Linked DNA regions of Mus musculus: all the other regions are linked to region 3. The links are chromatin loops, found by intact Hi-C in ENCODE. Cell type or tissue: left cerebral cortex. All regions are shown on one strand. Region 1 overlaps Spata16 (spermatogenesis associated 16). Region 2 holds the start of A830092H15Rik (a long non-coding RNA gene). Region 3 overlaps Spata16 (spermatogenesis associated 16). Region 4 has its middle 140 kb from the start of A830092H15Rik.

What was found. Hi-C counts contacts between places; a loop is a spot of excess contacts. Peaks named below come from ENCODE experiments on the same cell type or tissue, not always from the same donor. Only the 100,000 strongest peaks of a DNase experiment are listed, where the experiment ranks them.
Region 1: a loop joins it to region 3, with 3 times the contacts of the local background. A loop is called at or near these places in 2 of 42 quality-filtered maps.
Region 2: a loop joins it to region 3, with 4 times the contacts of the local background. A loop is called at or near these places in 6 of 42 quality-filtered maps.
Region 4: it touches region 3 in a loop (2.5-fold over the local background); 4 of 42 quality-filtered maps call a loop at or near these places.

Annotation. Positions count from the first base shown.
Region 1 is chr3:26,659,030-26,664,029 of GRCm38, reverse strand. The region is part of intron 1 of Spata16 (spermatogenesis associated 16); the gene reads right to left. Among named protein-coding and RNA genes, the nearest start is that of Spata16, 24 kb to the right of the region's middle. In left cerebral cortex, no CTCF peak of the experiment used is centred here; DNase peaks (open chromatin) are centred at 272, 1,593 and 2,502; H3K27ac peaks cover 2,215 bases.
Region 2 is chr3:26,329,967-26,334,966 of GRCm38, reverse strand. It overlaps A830092H15Rik (a long non-coding RNA gene), which reads right to left and starts at 3,014. Exons shown (of 2, transcript XR_389623.4): 1 at 2,884-3,014; 2 at 1-2,105. It also overlaps a transcript of Nlgn1 not described here. In left cerebral cortex, CTCF peaks have their summits at 2,184 and 3,080; DNase peaks (open chromatin) are centred at 1,821, 3,032, 3,504, 4,809 and 2 more places; H3K4me3 peaks cover 3,987 bases; H3K27ac peaks cover 3,216 bases.
Region 3 is chr3:26,832,030-26,837,029 of GRCm38, reverse strand. The region is part of intron 4 of Spata16 (spermatogenesis associated 16); the gene reads right to left. Among named protein-coding and RNA genes, the nearest start is that of Gm32458, 45 kb to the left of the region's middle. In left cerebral cortex, a CTCF peak has its summit at 2,403; DNase peaks (open chromatin) are centred at 1,396, 2,430, 2,889 and 3,906.
Region 4 is chr3:26,466,514-26,471,513 of GRCm38, reverse strand. No RefSeq gene overlaps it. Among named protein-coding and RNA genes, the nearest start is that of A830092H15Rik, 140 kb to the right of the region's middle. In left cerebral cortex, no CTCF peak of the experiment used is centred here; DNase peaks (open chromatin) are centred at 498 and 2,292.

The DNA of each region.
Region 1 (5,000 bases), 170 kb after region 3:
TCCAGACATGAGCTCAGGGTTCTGCATAAAGCTGTTCAAAAAATGTAGGTCAAAACATATGCTGTAAAACAAAGACTAAGTTACATGCAGTTAGAGAAAATAAAGCTGGAATCTAAAAACAGATTCTTTTATATTTTGAGATTATAATATAATTGCTATATTTCCCTCTGCCTCTCCTTCCTCCCTTTTATACATCCTTCCTTGCTCTCTTTCAAATTCATGGTTACTTTGAGCACTGCAAAAGAGTAGGTGGAAAGAGTTTTAAGAGCTGGAGGACCAGAGGGTTTGCTGTGAGGCTGTGTCTCTTAGCAATGTCAGAGGCTACACCCATAGTATTCCACCAACACTGCCCATGCATGAGCTGGGCTAGCACAACAATAGACACCCTGATGTGGATGAGGGAGTGTGGAAGCTCAGGAGGCCTCGAACTAGACAAAGAACTACTGCAACAATGGAATACTGAGTGCAGGAGAAAGTCTCTCCCATGAAATTTTTGTTAAGAGCTGGGGAACAAATCAAGTGGACTCAATGCAATCAGTTCTACCAGAGAGTGACACTGTCAGCATACCCTTGCACTTGGTTTCTTAGTTCTTTCTTGATTTTTGAAAATATATTATATGGTTTTTTCTTTCTTTTTCCTTCCTCCATAGCCTTCCATATAGCCCTCCTTGATCCCTTTCAAATTCATCACCTCTTCCTTCATTACTTGTTGTTACATACATATATGTATATACATATATATTCCAAAATACATAAATACAACCTGTGCAGTCTAAATACTTGCATGCATGATTTTAGGGCTGATCATTTGGTATTGGATAACCAATTGGTGTGCTCTTCCCTGGGGAAGACTATTTCTTTACTTTCAGCATTCCTTAGTTGCCTGTAGCTCTCTGTGTTGGGATGGAGGCTTGTGGCCTTCCCCTTGTTCACTTTGGCATCTTATTGTTGTGCTTGTTCAGCAAATGTTGGTGAGACTTTATGGGTGTAGCTTTTGACATTGTTAGGAGACACAATCTCACAGCAAACTCCCGATATTAGAGCTGATCAGATCACCTGTACCCTTCTATCCCCCTCTCTACTACTCTGCAATGTCCCTGTCTTGGCACTGGTCCCATTTCTCTTTCCTGGCTCCTGCAGTTCATTCAGGGCATATACTCACACCTGAGGATTTAAAGCTAAGAGCCTCAGATAACATGCAGCATTTCTCTTTTTGGCTCTACATTACCTTGTTCCATCTATTTATCTACCAATTTCACGATTTCTCCCTCCCTCGCTTCCTCCCTGCCTTCCTTTTTCTTTCTTGTCAAGACAGATTTACTAAGTTTCCAAGGCTCATCTTAAATTCACTTTGTAGGTCAAATAGGGTTTGAATGTGCCACACTCCTGCCTCAGCCTCCTGAGTATCTGGTATCAGGATCAGCTAGAAGAGGGTTTCTTTTCTTTTTTGACAGTAAAGCAAAAACTCTTCAGAAAAGAGTTGATTCTGTGAAGTTCTGATGGATTTTTGTTTTGCTTTGTTTTAATCTCATCCCGGGTGAAGTACATTTTCTTCTCAGTTGTTCAAATGAGTCATGTAAGAACTAGATTTAAACTATCAACCTCTTCAACTTTTTTTTTAGTAGTCAGGTTGATTAACATGGAGTTAGTCAGTGTTCCCAAGGCTACATTTTAATCTTTACTTCAATACAAAATCTTTTAAGAGAAAACTCTTTGTCGACCATCATGTCAAACGGATTTGTAGGTGGCATTCTGTAAAATGCTTCTTCTTTAATTTACAAGGCAGCACAGTAGTAGAACCGATTTTCTCATATCCACATGGTGGCACAGATAAAGAAGATCTCTAGCAAATGATGATCAGAAACCTTTGAGTCATCTCTGGGGGCTTATAATAAACACAGCTGCAGGAAATGAAGAGGGATCAGTACCCAATCATTTCTATCGGCTAACCGTTTTCCATTTTCAACAGTTATTTTATTTTATTTTTACTTTAAGCATACTGACAAGTATTCTGTTGTACATCTGGGTTTCTATTACCTCTTAGATGCAATTGGTAGTTTACATGGTTATTAGTAAAACAAATGATTAGATTTTTTTTTTCTGAAACAGGCAGCTCAAACCTGGGCAATTCAAAAGAAGAGAATCCTTAAAAATGTGCTCTCTGAAACACTCAACATCACAGTTGCTATGGTTTTCTTTCTTAAAAAAAAAAAAGATCTAATTTTAACTTGCTGTTAAATGTAACCAGAGAGACATTATGAGGAAAAACACCTTGCTTGTTAGTCTACCAGAACACGTTGTTATTTTTAAAAACATTCTACAAAATAGTCCTTCTGTCTAATAGTCAGATACTAAAGTCCTTAACCGTGACCAGGATGCTGGGCTAGGTGGACCAGGAGAGACGAAAGTTGACCAGATCTCAGCATGCGGGTATTTGCAGCTAGGAGAAGGCAGCAGTGGAGGATGGGAAGTGGAGAAGTACAGATAAACACCTCCCTTCAGAGGAGATACCCTCTGACCTCACTGAACTGCAAGGGGTTGAAATGAATCCCAATCTATTTCGTATGTGGATCCCTAGGTTCCCGCAGAGCCTAGAACACAGCAGGCCCTCGGTGCACACTTGTTTTCAGAGAGAGGGTGTGGCTGATTGCTAAGGCAGGAATATCAGGCTTGCTTCTCTAAGAACACAGGTGTTTGGAAATGAGTTCTGGAGAAGAGAAAGGCAATGTCCCCATTGCCGGAATTCTTTTTTATCCAAGTAATATTGTAAGGCATGGTGCACTACTACTCGATGGCAGTGGTGGATTTGGCTCATAGTACATATTTAAGAAATAAGTAAAGCATCCCACAGATGAAGATACGTAAAATACTAATAGCAGCACTGCTCCCAGTTGCTAAGGTTATATATATCACTACATAAAACCTTTCCCTCTCATGACATCTTTGTATAAATGTTATTAACACAACTGGGCTAAGAAAGAGAAACCATGATGTTGAAGAAGTATAAGGTAATCAAGGGAACTGGCCATATCTGAGACTTAAACTTAGGGCCGTCGATACCAGATTCCATAACTTTAGGATCATATGAAAATACTTCTCTCTATACTTGACCCTAGGTGCTGTGCTCAGATATTTACTTTCCTCACATTAAAAATGTTTTCTTCTATAAATTTCATAACCAGGTCCCTAACATTATTGCTGTCTTATTGGGTGTGACTCCCTTTACACTGGTGAGATAAGCACAATTTTATGTTTAACTCAAGTATAGGAACCAATTTTGTTAAGAAAGAATTAATAGATTTTTAAGGGTTTTAAAAGATTTTTAGTTGTAAATATTATGGACCCATTGTATTCCAGAAGTCATTAAATAAAGAAAAAATAATGTGGACATAAAAATTCCACATGAATAGATTGCAGAGACTTTGGGAATAATTCATCAAAGCAACTGTGCTTCTCTGAACCGGTCCATTGTGCACATTTATCTGAGAGGGCTACTCACTGTGGTGTTATGTAATGGAGAGAGTGTTCAAACTGGAGTTGCAGAAGAGTTTGAGCTCTAGGTTTACTATTCATTGATGGCATGTCCTAAGAGGAACTATGCAACTTGCTTTAACATTACTTTTAGAACTGTAAGCGTCATGGAAGCATCAGACGGGGATGTTTTACAGAACAACACTTATGACAGAAGAGGCTTAGCAATTCTACAAACAGCTCCTGGCGGGGGCCTGAGACTACCTCAGAGGATTCTGTCTCTTCCTCCTGTCAAGGACTATGTTCTCACCATCAGCAGGAGGCTGGCTAGTTTCATGTCAACTTGATACAAGATAAAGTCGTCTGTGATAAGGAAATCTCCACAGAGAAGATGCCTCCCTAAGATTAGGCTGCAGGCAGGAAAGCCCATAGGGCATTTTCTTAATTAGTGGTTTGATGTGGGAGGGCCCTGCTCATTGTAAGTGATGACACACCTGAGCTGGTGGCCCTGGGTTCTATTAAGAAAGCAGACTGAGCAAGCCTCAAAGATCAAGCCAGTAAGCAGCCTTCCTCCATGGCCTCTGCTTTAACTCCTGCCTTCTGGTTCCCTCCCTATTGAGTTCCTGCTTTGGCTTCCCTCAATGGACTGTGATTTGAGATAAGTAAGCCAAATCAACCCTTTGTTCCCCAAGTTGCTTTTGCTCAGGATGTCATTCTTTTGGCATCAGACTAGTTCTGCTGATGTCAATGCCAGTTAAGCAGACCTTATGGGAAGATTGACTAAAACCTTCTAGACTCCAGAGGGCTGCCTACTGCCATCATGTGTCAAGCACAGAAGTAGTTCTACATATGTGATGTCTCTTCCAACTCATATTCTCTTCACCATTTCCCCGCTTTGGGGCCCTCTGCTAGGACTTCTGTTACAGATCAGCAATCACTTTCATGTTTCAAACCCAGGGACCAGTAGGCTTGCTGTGACTGCAGCTCTAATAGCCGTCTTCACAATGGACAAGTCTTGTCTTTGGTGGAACAGTCTTTTCATCTACACAGGTGGCATGATCATTCAGTTCTCCTCTGCCGCACTTACCAGTGATTCATTCACAGCCTCTTGGGCTGCTGGCTCTTGCTCTCCAGCAGGGGTACTCCTTTCCCCAGTGAGTGTTAGGGCCTTAGGTGACCTTGTCCAGTGCAGATGCTACCACACACTCCTGTTTCCTAGTGTCATAATGCTCCTTGAATTGCCCAATTGTCCACTCAACTACTAATATGAAGTCTTCATTCAGTTTGTTTAATATGTATCTCAAAATTAACAATGCCCAGTCTAAAATCTTAATTTTTATTCTTCCTTCCAAGAATATGCCACGCAAATCCACTCAACTGTCCAGCAGAAAACTTAACAAGTTATCTTTGATCTTTCATTTATCCTTTCCTTTCCTTCAGTACCCATCCTAGCATTGGTCATTGGTCTTATTGCCTCTACCCTATCCACTATTGATGTTCTGAAAGCCCCATCATCTTCCATCTAAATT
Region 2 (5,000 bases), 500 kb after region 3:
CTCAGAGGTCCTCTTGCCTCTGCCTCTTGAATGCTAGGACTGAACTGATTCAATTAAATTAAAGGTATGTACCATATGCCCTACATATTATAATATTTTAAGTGTGCTATCTCCTGGAAGTTAAAGATTCGATGAAATAGTGTTGCTGATATGAGAACACTTACTTGTTTTCAACTTTCTGGAAAGCTGCATAGAAATTTTGAAGGTTTCAAGTTGAATTAGCAAGACTAGAGAAGGAAGAGCAGTAGCCAAGTGTCCCAGGCTTGATTCAGAGTGAAGCCTTATTGTCCTAGGCATACCTATAGGTTACTTCCTTGAAAGGAAAACAACCAAAACCAAAACAAAACCAAATAAACAAAAAAGATGTACTAAGTCGCAAAACTATGGAAAAGTGCCTTCAGGATCCTTCCAAGTGGGGAAAATATGTCATGATCAAGGTTGTTCTGAAAACCAGCATGACTGTGACAGAATCTCACAGTTCCTATTGGTTAGTATTAATTAACAAATAGCAACAATTACCTTAAATCTGTTAGGACAATCGCCTTCATTGGGTTGCTATTTGGGGTAACCCATTCCTCTGAATTTTAGAGACTTAGACTAAGACGAATGAGACGAACCCCAAGATAGAAAAGAGAGCTGTAGCTTGTGTGTCTCTGGTTTCTCAGAGCAACTCCTCATTCTCCTTTTGGTTAAGATTGTTACAGGTGGTCATCAATTATTTCAGTGGGTCTCAGCTTCTCTCTTCTCTTTCAAAGAGATCACAGAGGCTAGTAGGTTGTGACTGGGTGCAAGAGTGCACTGCTAGGCATCACACCCTTCACAAGTCACAAAAGCCAATAATGATTACTGTGGTGGATTTTTAAACGTTGACTCTCCAGCAGTTAAGAATGTGGGCACAGCTGGAGAGGAGAGACTAATAGTACTAGACATTTATAATGCTCCTACCAGTTCAGGGACCAGCCTGCTCCTACTTAAAGGGAATTTGAGGGGAGTTTGCTGGTCTGGGTGAGATCCTGCGATACTCAGTGGTATGCTGTTTCCCCCAGGTCCAGTCTCCCCTCTCACCAATCCCAGGCCCCTGAAACACAGCACCAAGGCACCAAGGACCAAGAAACTCAGCTTGCAGGAGGCTTCTTGCAGGTGGCCCGCCACCGCCACCGCCACCGCCACCTCCACCTTGCCAACCCGCATTTAGTTGCCGCTCCAAGAGGCTTAGAAGACGTCACGAGTGACGCCCAGGGCCCTTCACCCTTCCTGCAACCTCGGACGTTGCTGGCGCCGTGGGCGCTGCGGGGTGTTCGGGCTACCGCGGGTTGGAGGGACCAGAGAAGGCGGAACTTAGTAAAGGGAGGGGGCCGCCACCAGCACCTAGGCGGCTGCTGTGGAGGCTCCCCCCCCCCCCCCCGACCTGGGGGAAGTGATGCTGTGCTACAAGGCTGTCAGGAGTAGTGAGCCGGAGCTGGTGAGCAGGACCGCCCGGCAGGAGGGTAGATCTAGTTGTGTTGAGACTCCAGCTCCCAGCGTATGGCCAAGAGAGGGAGAGAGCGCGCGCAGCAGAGGCTGATGTGTGTGTGCGCGCGTGAGTGTGCGTGTGTGTGTGTGTGTGTGTGCCTGTCTACAGGTAGCAGCGGCAGCGGCGGGGACGCGAGCAGGGGACCCATCTGGAGCTACCGCTCCGCCTAGGATTTTCTGTGGCGATTGCTCATTTGGCTGACGGATCCGTGGTTCCCAGAAAAACCTCATCTTCTCCGTTTCTACTCTCCTTTAGGCGTCTCCAGTTTCAAGTGTGTGTTTAGGGATAATTTCATATTTTTCTTTTTCTTCCTCTTCCTCCAAAGCTTCTCAGGAATTCTGGCACGAAATCCTTGGATACATTTGCTCTGCCAAGTTTTGCTGCTCCAGCCCCCTCCCTCCTCCAGAGGCTTCTGGGGTGCTCTTCTTTTGGATTTACATGCAAAGAACCTATATATGTTTATATATCGGTCGGGTAGCTTATGATACATTTACGTGCGTCTCAAAGCTTGGTTTTCATCTTCTTCTCCTCAACACAGCGAAATGTTCCAGAGCTGATGAGCACAGAGACCATTATTCACATTCTTTTGATCCTGGTTTGGAACAAGGGGAGGGAGAGTGAAGAACTGTTTAACGTTCTGCCATCCTTAGGCTGAACGCTAGGCACCAAGAAGTATTTCTGGTTGCAGAGCAGGTACAACGGGGGCTTAGAGAGAAGGTAAGGGGGCCTCTTGAGTCTACTAGGCATGGCATTTACCTCAGTCCTAGGGACTGCTGATAACTTCCTGCTGGCTTCTACCTGCCCTCACCTTTTCCACCAACCCTACCCCATCCCTGTTCTCTACCTTGCTCCACCCTTTTCCAAAATCCCCGGGGCCCAGGAGGAGGGATCGGGTGCTGGGGAGGGTGACTGTGTTAAAGATGTGATAGTCCATTACAGTTTAAATGTGTCTTGTATTCCCCCACTTGATTGAGTTTCCCAGTACCTGCCTCTGTCTTTTAGCGGTTTAAAATACATTTTGTCCTTTATACAACAACAGTAACAAAAACAACAACAACAACAACTACAACAAAATGCTATGTCGATCAGATCAATGTTTTAAACACATCTTGGTGTTAAGTCTCCACTACTATCTTCTGATGAAAATAAAAACAATAAAAATTAATGAACTTTAATGAGCTGGGTGGTTTCTTCAATACTAGGTTTCATAGAATCTCCAAAATGCAGATAAACAGCAAGGAGGACAGTGGGCTTCAGCTCCTGTAAATTCCAGTTGTGTCACAGGGAGGGCAAATCCCCAGAGTTGAGAGAGAGGGAGCTAAGTCTAGCATAAGAAGACCTACGCGGCCAGCGAGTTTTTTAAAACCCACCTTTTACACTGCATCCAGTCCTCGATTAACTCCTGCTCTGGGGATGCGTTAACCGAACAGACCTTTTGATGGAGAAGTGGGCTCTTCTCTCTGTTCCTGGTCTTCAGCCAGCCTCCTTCCTCCCCCTCTGCCTGTCTGGCCCTGGCACTTTGCAAATCGCCGGTTTTGCGCACCCTCGCGGTGGGCGTTCTCCACGTTGCATCCTGCCCCCTCGGTCCTTCTTCCAGCGGGGTGGCCGAGTACATGCATCTTTCTCGGGGGGCTCGCTCGCACACGCCCTCTCCCGCAGCCCGCGACTCCCCACCTGCCCCGGCTCGCCTTAGCCTCTCTTCTCCTTCGGGTGCATCCCTGACCCTGGCATCCCTTCATCCCGGCCTGCTAGGGTTCGGAGCGTCGGGACGCGGCTGTGGCGGCGGTGCGGAGCTGGTGTGGGAAGCCAAGGCAGGAAAGGCGAACCCGAGTGGGTGGTGAGAGGCCAACCGAGTCCGTGGGAGCCAGGGAAGCCGAGAGGAGTGAGACACTGAGTGTGCGCTGCGCGCTGCCCTGGTCGGGGCGGACTCGTGCGGAGGCTCCTAGTCTTCCGAGCGGCGCCCCAGCCTCTGCAGTGAGCCTGCTTGGGTGCGCCTTGGGACCCAGGCACCCAGATCCCGGAGGTCGGCGGAGAGGTACCCGAGAAAGGCAGTGATTCTGAGAGTCCGCGGAGGGGAGACGCGGAGGCTGAGCGGATGGAGGAACAATGCCGCCTCCAGAAGCAAAGCCTTTCTTGAGCCTTGGCTGGAGTGTGGAGTCGGCTCTCTGCTCTGCTCTCTCCAGGCCTTGAGGCTACTTCTGGGCTTGGTTCCGCCTCTTAGTTTGACAGGAATTAGAAAGTTGCTCTTCTTCTCTACAAGGTTTCCTTTGAAGTGGCTTTCCGATCTGCGTGCTGGTTCAAGTCAAGATGTCACTTTCTGGATCCCCCGCGAGGAGCGACTAATAGATTATGCATTGTTGGGCAATAAACTCTCCTGGGAAGAGAGGGTAGTCCACCCCAAGGTTTAAACGGTTCGCCACTGACTCCTGCCAGCCTCAGCACAATGCCTTGTGAGTAGACATAATATTAAAGCAACCTGCAGTAAATTTTAAATTATTTAGGATGAGGTTTTTGAACGAGGAATAATTTATTCCGGAGGAAGCAGTTAGGCTGTTATTGGAATGAGGGAAATATGTCCCATATTTGATTCATTTGTGATTATTCTAATGAGCTCTGGCCTGTACCACTGTTTTCTCTTTCTCTCTCTCTCTCTCTCTCTCTCTCTCTCTCTCTCTCTCTCTCTCTCTCTCTCTCTCTCTCTCTCTCTCTCTCTCTCTCTCTCTTTTTCCTTCCATTTCTAGGGCCTTAGTGGTAGACATAGGGCTGGGGAAATGTGAATTTAGATAGTTAACCCTCTCTCTTTCACTGTGTGTTTTAATAGAGTGTTGACATCCCAATTTCCCTCTTTTTATACTAAAACTACTGTAGCCTATTTTGCTTAAGTAACTGGAAGTTTCATGCTATATTTGACATTACAGTGTCTTGATACATTTCTCAAAATTAATTATACTTGGACTATTAATATGATCATAATTTTTTAAATGGCATTTAGAGGAGGTGTGTATGTATGTATGTGTGTGTGTGTGCTTGAGTACAAAATCTATAAAATTTCTGAGCGTAGTCAGCTATTACAACCTAAAGAGAGTGCCAGTTTTCTTTGGAAATGAGTTGAGCAGCGAAGACCATGTGTGTATTTAGAATATCTAATGCAAAATGCAAAACCCCATTAAGTTTACTGTGCCCTTGGCAGAGAATGGATCTCAGTCTCCTTGCACTGCCTAGTGATGGAGTGATTCACAGAGAATGTGGAAGTTAATCATTGCTCAGGCCTTCTGATGGCACGGAGTGATTAAAAGGAGTAACTGTTTTCTGTAAGCCTGCTCTTCTACATGTAGTCTTTACAATCCTTCTAGCTAAAGGAGGAACGGGGATATTTCAGAAGGAAGTAACACTAGAGATCCTAGGGTTTGAAGTAAGAAGAGCCTCTTTGGGGACTTCCCCCTCACCTCCACCCTCAGAATTGCTGTCTGTCAAATTTAATTTTTTT
Region 3 (5,000 bases):
GTACTTGCACGAACAATCTCATTTTCCTATCACCTGTCCCTGGCGACCAACTCCTTCCACCCACTCTTTCCCCCTCCCCCCAGCCTCTGCTAATCATTCAGCTACTCTATATTTCTAGAAAATTAGCTTCTTTTGCTTCCACTGGTAAGGCTGTGGGATATGATACTTCCTTCAGAGTCTGGTGTACCACACTCAGCACAAGGACTTCTGGGTTCACCCGCACAGTTGCAGACAAGCAGGAATTCATTGTTCTCTGGTTAAATAGTATACATGTCTCCATACCACATTTTCCTTCTACCATCCATCCACTGATGGAGGCATGGGTGGGTTTCAAACCTTGGCTTTTGTGCTGTGATCGATGTAGAAGTGTGGGCATCTTTTTGACATGCTAACTTTATTCCTGTTGAGATGTGCCTGCTAGAGTCATTGCTGGGTTAGACTGTAGTTACCCCCAAATCCTGGACTCAATAGTGCTTCTCTCTCATTCTCCACCTAGTAGCCTGCTTCAGAATACAGCACCCTTCACACCTCTAGCATTGTTACCTGGTCCACACACTCTTATCTGACTTACACCACGGCCTCCCAAGCTAGACAACTTGTTTCTGCTAGTCTATCTTCAACCCAGGATCAAGTGACAACATTACAAGCATGGGGTTAGAGCAGGCTTTGAATCTCCTGAAGTAAAAACCAGTTTTTTAATGACATCTGAATCCTGTGTCATCTAACCATTCCTCTGCCCTAATATTTTAAAAAAGATTTATGTGTATATGGACATGTGTGTGAGCATGTATGTGACTGTGTGTATGTATATGTGTGTCCTTTCAGACAAGAAGGCATTGGCTCTGCTGGAGTTCAAGGTGGTTGTACTGCCTCTATGGGTGCTGGGAACTAAATTTGAAGCCTATTGGCAAAAGCAACAAGTGCTTTTAAGCACTGAGCCATCTCTCCAGCCCCGTTTGACCACATTTGTTCTGGCTAATTCACTATGCTGCAGGCACTCTGCAAGCTGCTGTTCCACAGAAAGACCAGGCAGGCTACTCTGCTACTGCCTATGGAATTTCTACCTGGCACCCTCTCCAGGAATCTCTCTCCTTAAGCATCCCACTGATGCTCACCTCCTCAAGATGTCATTTACCCTTGCTACGGGGCACTGACACATCTTACTTCCTCCAGTAAGGATCTTGCAGGAGACCGAGTGAGTTTCTCCTTCCCGCATGTGGCTTCCTGGAGACAGAGTTTAAGTGGTCAGGGTTGGTGTGAGCGCCTTACCCACCAACTCGCCTTACTGGCCCTGCTCTAGTAGTTTTGTGCTTCCACTGTCTCCCACTGTCACAGGGAGCAACACTGTCATATGTGCTTTATAGCTGGTGTACCACTGTGTGCAAATGAAATTTCAGTAATGCTCGCTCCTGTGTGCACGGCCCACACATCCTCTTGCTGCCAACAATGGCACTGGAGCCCACCACAGAGCATCAGAGCCCGCGGCCTGAAAAGCCTCACGGCTTTATTATCTGGCCGGCGCTGGAATTCATCCCCTCAACCCAGACAGGATTATCCGCGTTAGTCATTGCTATGTCTCCAGTGCCTGTGTCAACAATGTAGCTTGCATGTAATCACACGAGTATTCATTGAATTAGCAATAGCATGCTATGTTATTTGTTATTTATTTGTGTGCTCCAGAGAGTCCAAGGTTACCAGCCTTAGCCTCCTAGGACGAGAGCTGGAGCGGTCTGGCCTTAGGGTGATTTCTGTCCACATTTAACAGTGATTTTGCAGTGGAGGAGTTGTGACAATGGAGAGACAACCTAATTTGTCCAATATGAATCCCAATGCACTTTAGCTCACAGGAGAGCTTAATACATGCTAATGGATGCTGACGTGTTTATCACATAAATGAGAGAGGAAGGTGCGAGGAGGCACAGTGGCCCGATGTGGCGTATCTAAGATTATGTTTACTGTGATGCCTCCAGTCATGTGTCAACCGTTATTGCTTCCCTGCAAGCAAATCTACTATTGCTTTGATATTCTGTTTGAATTCATTTTATGGAGCTGTCGCTGAAGCCACATGCATTTACTCTATGCATCTGTTGACGCATGTACAGATACAGTCATAAGTAAAAAGTATTTATGCCATTGACTCAGCTTACTGTGACTCAAATGCTGCTCGTACGGGATGGCATACGCACAATCAAAGAATCAGACATTGTTATTGATAATAGAAGAAGTAGCTTACATTTCCTAAATTACGGTCAAGGAAGGTTCCTAGGTACAAGCACATCCAGGCCAGCTGAGTTTTCGGAGAGAAATCTTCAAACTGACCAAGCAATTCTAAGAGCATGCAAGTATACAATCTCCATATCTGAGGGCCTACGCTTAGTTTCAAGATTTCCAGCCTTTGTACCGAGTGTGGCCACACGGTGGTGTGGAACAATAAGGTATGCATAAACAAAGGAGAACTACAGCCTGCAGCCCTCAGTGTGGCCTCCCCGGGCTCACTGGCTGGGACCTTGAAAAGTCATTTCCTTCATCACCTTGCCTTTAGGCAGGATCACACTTAAACCCTTCAAATGAGACTGATGAGAATCCATTCTGTTGTAAAGACCTACACGGAAGGACACTGCTCTGAATTCCTCGCGAGTCCACAGTCTCCCAGCCATAAATAGCTTCTTATGCAGTTTGAATCTGCTGGCTTTAGAACTCTCTCCAGGCCTAACGCAACCCGACTGGCCTTCTTCTTTAGAAGAGCAATTCTAAATATCTCCGCAACCATTTGTTAACATTCGTTAACATGGCCGGGTTAATTAATTAACCCATCTGGTTTGCTCTTTCTCTGCGGCCCTTTTTCTCACCATTAGCTGGTTTCATGGTCGCCTTTTTAATTCTTTTAAATCCCCCTCTTCTTCCTGTTGCAACTGGAAATGGGCTCCGCCAGAGTCTGAGGAGCTGTGTAGGCTTCTCATGCAGCTTCTCCATTGATTTCTTGGGCACAGAAACTCAGAAGGGTGCGTGTATGTTGGCTAACTATAGACTCTATCCATTTTAACATACTTAAGAACTTGTTTCTTCCTCCCTGTGCTTAAAAAAAATTCCTCAGGATGACACATGTTACATATTCATATGCATATATGTTATTAATTTTAGATGAATTAATATTGATGCCCAAATGTATATTCCTTTTGAGTATAAATACATAATAATAAGAAGGAGCTGTTATTCTGAGCAGAAAGGGCAAACCACCAGGTTCACTCCAACACACAGACATACACAGTCACACACACAGACATGCACATAGACACACACATGCACATAGACACACACAGATAAAGACACACACACACACACATACACACACACCCCCCAAGCATCTTTATGCAGATTCATATTTTTCCATATAGCAGTTGGCTACAGTAGCATTCTGCTAACAATGTAAAATGCAAACGACATGCAGACATGCAGTGAGGCCTGAACTCCTGGGGGGTGACCTACAGTTCTCAGCTGACTCTGTTTTTCTCCTCAGCACATTTCCTTGCAGCTCCACTCACACTCCCACCGAGCGCTCTGCCACCAGAGTCTTGGTTGGCCCTTTGTTGCTGGGATTCCTAATAGCAACTTATGGTTTTCTTGATGTTGTCTCCTTTCTCTAGACCTGTGCTAGCCAAAAGGGCTGTTACTATCCCCAAGAGGTTAATTATATTTAGATGGAAGAAAATTTAAAAATTTAATTCAGTTCCTCAGGTTCACAGGCACAGCTTTGGTAGCCGGCAGTCACCGGTAGCTGTAGTTTCCATATTGAGGGGCACAAACCATCTCTTGTGACCAGAGGTTTTACTGGACAGAGCTGCTCTAGGATCTAAGCCATGGAAGCCTGCCAGATAGTGCCTCACACAGGCTGCTAAGTGCGAGGCAATCCATCCTTGGTTATTTTTAAATAAAAAAAAAATCATGACTATGTAGGTGCTTGATGCCTCTCTTTCTTTTGGCGGGGTGTGTGTGTGACAGGATCTCACGTGCCAAGGCTGGCCTTGCAGTTGCTATGCAGGCAAGGACTGCTGGAACTTTGGGTCCTCTGTTCCCACTTCCTCAGAGGTGGGATTTTTGGCATTACTAAAGAGGAGCTCTGCAGTTCCCGTGTGCATTTCTTCAGGCTGAGCAGTGGCCTTCTCCTTCTTCCAAAACCAGCTCCCAGGAGGCTCTGGCCTTCCATGTTCTGGGCGTGTTCACATTGGCACTTGATGGGCATTGAAGAAGGTAAGCATTTCCAGTTCCCTTTCCACTGAAAGAAGAGAGGCTAACAGCCAAGTAGCACTCCACCAGATGTTCCTGGTAGGGCATGTCTTCACCGTCTAAGGTTTCAGTGACAGCATTTGGAATGCCTCTGTCACTGTGGTTTTTGAAGACCAGGCCGAGACAAGAAGGAGCCAGCAAAGCCATCTCCAAGGCATCTCAGGAAGTGTGAAGGTAGGATCTGCCTTCCACTTTTTAAGTAGCTTAATATGGGTGACACGGGAAGTCCTCCAGAAACCCCTGCATTTGCTCTACTGAGGGCAAGTACATAAACTGAGAGCTCAGAAAACCCCGATTTCTCAGCTCCTGGGGCTGTGGCACAGTTCCTCTTTAAACACAGAAGGAATGAAGGTTTTTCTGGGCTCCCAACTTGCTCATCAGAAGACATTGGAAGCAAGCAGGCAGAGAACTTGACTGAGAAAACCTGTCACTACATCTGGAGAAGACACTGAGCCTCCGAGGTAACACAGCCGGGGGCTCCTTGCTGGCATTGCCCTGAGGCCAGTGATAAAAGAATCTTTGAGCTTCCACTTGCCTGAAGACACTCTCCTTTCCACATTCCCAGTATTCATTGTCATAGATGAAAATAAATCTGTTTTGCATTATTTAAAAGAGGAAATTTCTTTGTCTTTAGATTTCTTTGTCTACTTGAATAGCTGGAGACGGTCTCTAAGACTATTTATGCATTAATTTAATACATACATCTATTCATTCGT
Region 4 (5,000 bases), 370 kb after region 3:
GGGGATGCAGGTAGGAATACAGGAGGGGATACAGGCAGGGATGCAGGTAGAGATGCAGGCAGGGATGCAGGTAGAGATGCAGGTAGAGATGCAGGCAGGGATGCAGGTAGAGATGCAGGCAGGGATGCAGGAGGGGTTGCAGGTAGGGATGCAGGTAGAGATGCAGGCAGGGATGCAGGAGGAAGCTCCTCTGTTGCTTTTGGTCCTTGTGTTGCCTCAGTCTCAGCCCTTCACAGGAGCTTTGAGCTTTATGAAGCTGTTCTCATTTCAAGTGTGAGGAAACTGACTGAGGGGTTAAATGACTGTCCAAGCTGCAGGGAATAGATACTGAAGGGTGCGGGGGTCTAATCTAGGTCTTTTCCGACTCTAATTTCCGTCTAATATCTTCCCCTCCGCCTGCACAGCACCATGCTTTAGAAGTGCCATTGCTTCTGCATAGCTTAACATTCGTTCCTCCCACAGCTACAAGAGTCTACTAGAACGTTTTTATGGTTGAATTTGCCATGCTAATTTAGAGTGATGTTTTTCTCTTAATTTTTCATGGACTTCCATAACTGGAACATAAGTGATACGGGCATCTGTGCTGAGGCAGATAAGTGTAGATCCTGAGTGTGACACTGAGCATGCGTGCACGCACTCACGCACGCAGTTTCCATGCTGGACCATTTATTCTTACACTTTCAGTAATGCTCACTATTTCAAATATTAATAAAATGTGGACCCTTGAGTTCATCCTCTCTTTCTGTTTCTTGATGAATTGAGCTGAAGCAGTGACTCTGTGATATCGGGGCTAACTGGGTGAATTTCATTTTTCCTTATATATTGAAGTTATGACTTGGCCCACGTTGCAGGAGTTAGGCACTTATACAGACAGGTTGAGATTCTGTTTTCTCCCTGCTTGTGGTTGTAGTGTTGTGTAGCTTGTAGTTATTAAAAAAAAAAAAAAAAACCCAAACAATCTACGCTATGGCTAGCGAGGCATCGTCCACGGTGGTCTCCCCACCCCATAGGGATCCCCAAGCAGCGGTCCGCCCTGGTTCCAGTGGTTTAGCAGGGTTAGCTGCTGCCAAACTGCTCACACTTCCCAAGCCATGCCGCCCCCTGTGGCTGGCCTGCCGAAACTGGCCATTGACTCTAATCCTGTTAGCCCCACAAAATGAAAACTCTACAGTCTTATAATTTACCAGCCAGATTTATAACAGATCTTTAATCCCCCAAATGCCCACACAAAACCTCAAAACTCGATAAAAGCTGCACACCTAGATTGGACAGATGTGCCCTATATTACCCAATCGTCTATCTGTGAAATCCCCAGTTACTTATGGATCCTAGGACCACGCACGTGGTTCTGACTCATCATCCTGTCCTTCAGGTACCTTCTTGTTCTCCCTGGTCTTCATCTCCATCTCTCTTATCTCTCTGTCCCCTCTCTAAAACTTTCAGCTCCTCCTTATTTTCCGCTGCCCAACCACAGGCTCTAGCCTTATCTGACTAATTAAGATTTCACCTGACTACACCTAAATGTGGATACTCTTGAGGGAACAGAACATACAAATGATCCACAGCGTTGTTGTTTTCCAAAAGCACCATCTCTCAAGGTGCTGAGCGTTTAAAATGCTTCTGTTGGATATTGGCTTTACTTTGTCTCTTTGGGTAGGTTCTGCCGACCTTTTCATTGTCTACACATAATAAAGTTAGAACAGTTTGTTGAAACAAGTAACATCAGTCAACTCCAATGTCAGCGCTCTGGCTTCGTTCCATGACCTCCTAGTTGGTGATCCTCTCTTACTACTTAGTGCTAATTATGATTTAAGTCATGTGGAGAATATTCAAAAATCAGATATGATTAATATAAAAAGACTCATATCTGCCCTGGACGAATTTTACGAAGTCCCTTTATTCAAATCTCCTACCTTTACTTTGGTCTGAAATAATATTTTTTTGTAGGTTTTTATCTTTATTATAATTAGGACATTGTGCTGCATAGCCACATTTGCTCTAAGAATGACTTGAATAATTCACTACGCTGTCATCTCCTCCATAGGGCAAGGCTTTGCCCTTGTTAAGGTGTTCATGGAGCATTATCGAATTCCACCTTGGCTTGGTGCAGACTCTGTTGTTAGCAGCACTTAGATGAAGGAACAGAAGGCTTGCTCTCTAAATTTTCAGCACACTGGGAAGACTAAATTCAGTATTTCAGATTAAGATTTTAAATTACTCAAGGAGACTAGAATCCTTCAGCAAAATAAATGGAACAGAATTTAAAATAGAAACAGGAGAATTGTGAATTTAAATATAAAAGATGAATTGTAGGTGTGAGACATTAGATGCTATGTGGGAAAGCATGTGGGGGATTCAGTTCAGTTATTCAGGATCCAGCAAAGACACGGTGGATGAATGACCCTTCCATTTTAGTTACATTCCCAAGCATTGCTGTGCATGGGGCTGAGCCTTTCCTTGGCAATCTTACACGCTGCCTGCAGAAGACAAATTACAGACTACGTGTGGTAAATCCTTAAGCCTCGCTTAATACTTACAATATAGAAGAAATTAATGAAAAGGATCTCTTTAGGGATATTCTTTTTGGGGGCCTTTAAATAAGAAACAGAATGAAATAAAGAATTGCATGTTGTATATTGTTGTCTTTGAACACTCTCTCTTAAATTCTACTTCTTTCAGCCATAGTTTTAACAGTCTTAGTCAATTTATGTTAGCATTTTCTGGCATCTAATTTGCCAATGTTTTATATCATTGGAGAAAGTAGTCTTAATGTTTTATATTTCATTAATAGGTTGCTACAGATATTCGACATAAATGCTTTCTTGCAATCTTTTATGTTGATTTCTTTTGTTTTTATTAACTTGAAAATTTTATATGTGAGTCTTTTGGGCTGGCGTGACTTCCGTTCCCTCCTACCCTCTTTAATTCCTCTTGTGACTCCCTAACCAGCCGCCTTGAATCCCTAACCTCCTTTACACACACATGCATGCAAGTACACGCCCACAAACACACACATGCATGCAAGTACACGCCCACAAACACACGCATGCATGAGTTTGGATTCCATTGCTGTGCAAGCATTTAGATAACAAAATGAAATCTGGGAAGGGAAGGGTGTATTTCAGATTGTAGGTTTCAGTCCATCACAAGAAGATAAAAACCTGAAGCAGAAATCGTAGAGGGAAGCTGCTTTATTGTTACTCCCTGGCTCATATACCTTTATTTTATAGTCCAGGTCTTCTTGCCTAGGAATGGTACCACCCACAGCAGGCTGAAACCTCCTACATCAATTAGCAACCAAGAATATGCCCTACTGACTGGCTCACAGGCTGATCTGATAGGGGCAATTCCTTTTGTCTTCTCAGGTTAGTCAAATTGATAACTAAGACTAACCGTTGTGAGTGCGTGTTTGCGAGTACTCATATCTAATAAGTCTAATAATATTCTTATTTGCATATATTTATGGATGACAATTTAGGATTAGGATCTCATCTCTAAAATCAAAACAAAAGATAAACAAACAAAAAACCAAACAACAACAACAAAGCAAAGCAAAAGAAACACAATACAACCAAACCTGGGTTCCCCTTCATCACAGTCATTCATTATCTATAGCTCTTCACCTAGAGTAGGGCCTCATGAAGACCTCCCTCCCATGCTCCTGTGGGCTTCACAGGTTTTGTGTAAGGAACTTATTTTGGGAGTTCATGGATGCAGGATTCCTCGCTGTCCAGAAGGGGCTGTACTGGTCCTCAGACTCTTAAACCTTGGTACTTCCTCTTCCATGATGCTCCCTGAGTCACAGGTACAGGTACAATATTATAGATATCCCATTTGGGGCTGGGCATCCCACTGCCACTTGTTTGCATTTTGACCAGTTGTGGATCTCTCTAGTCTCCATCTTCTTCAAAAAAGGTTTATTTGGTAAGATGTGGTGCTGCACTTTATCTTTTGGTTATAAGGATAAATACAGAACAGTCAGAAACTATATTACTTTGGCAATGTGGTGGTCATAGCTTCTCCTGTATGGCCCATTTACTTTCTAGCTGTGGATTCTTGGCTAGGTTTATAGGACCTTGTGTGAATTCTGTTCTACTGTTAAGACTTTATGCCCAATTAGGCAGTTGTTCTTTACTACACAAGAAGCAAGTGCCACTGTTAAAACACTAAGGACATCTTGCAGGTTCCATCCTTGATTTGGTTTTCAGTCATTGAGGTTGGGTAGGACTGGATATTGACAACTTTCCCTACCTTGGCACCTTGCATAGCTTCTTTCCACATTATAAAAATTAGCTTTCAGGGAGTGGGCTTCAGGTTAAGTGCCTTTGGGTCTTTGTTGTTTTGGCAAGCAGTCAAGAACAATGAGAGAATCCTATTGTTTCATTAATGAACTCAATGAACTGTTTGATTGGAACTCTTAGTTCGAGAAGTCTGGACCTCTAAGGAAGAGTTAGGGGAAGGATTGATGGGGCTGAAGGGGATGGCAACCCCATAGGAAGACCAAGACTATCAACTAACCCAGACCCCTCAGAGCTCCTAGAGACTAATCCACCAACCACAGAGCATATATGAGCTGGTAGGCTGCTCCGTGGCCCTAGGCACCTATATAGCAGAGGACTGCCTGACCTCAGTAGAAGATGATGCACCTAATCCTGTAGAGACTTGATGCTCCAGGAAAGGGGTGTGTGTGGGGGTAAGGTGGGAGGGATGAGGGTAGGTGGATGGGAGGGGTGGAGTACCCTCTCAGAGGCAAAGGAACGTAGGGAGGGTGTGAAGAACTCTGGGAGCAGGGAACAGATGGGACAGGGGGCAACATTTGGAATGTAAATAAATAAAATAATCTAATAAAAAAAAGAGTAAAGGAGATGATTCCAGTCTGGAATATTAATGACAGCCAGTTTATATTAGTTCTTTTAGCTAGAGAAGGAGCCAACTGTTATCAGTTTCATGATTTAAAATGTGTAGAATTGCAATCATGAGTGTGAGCATGAGGGCACATC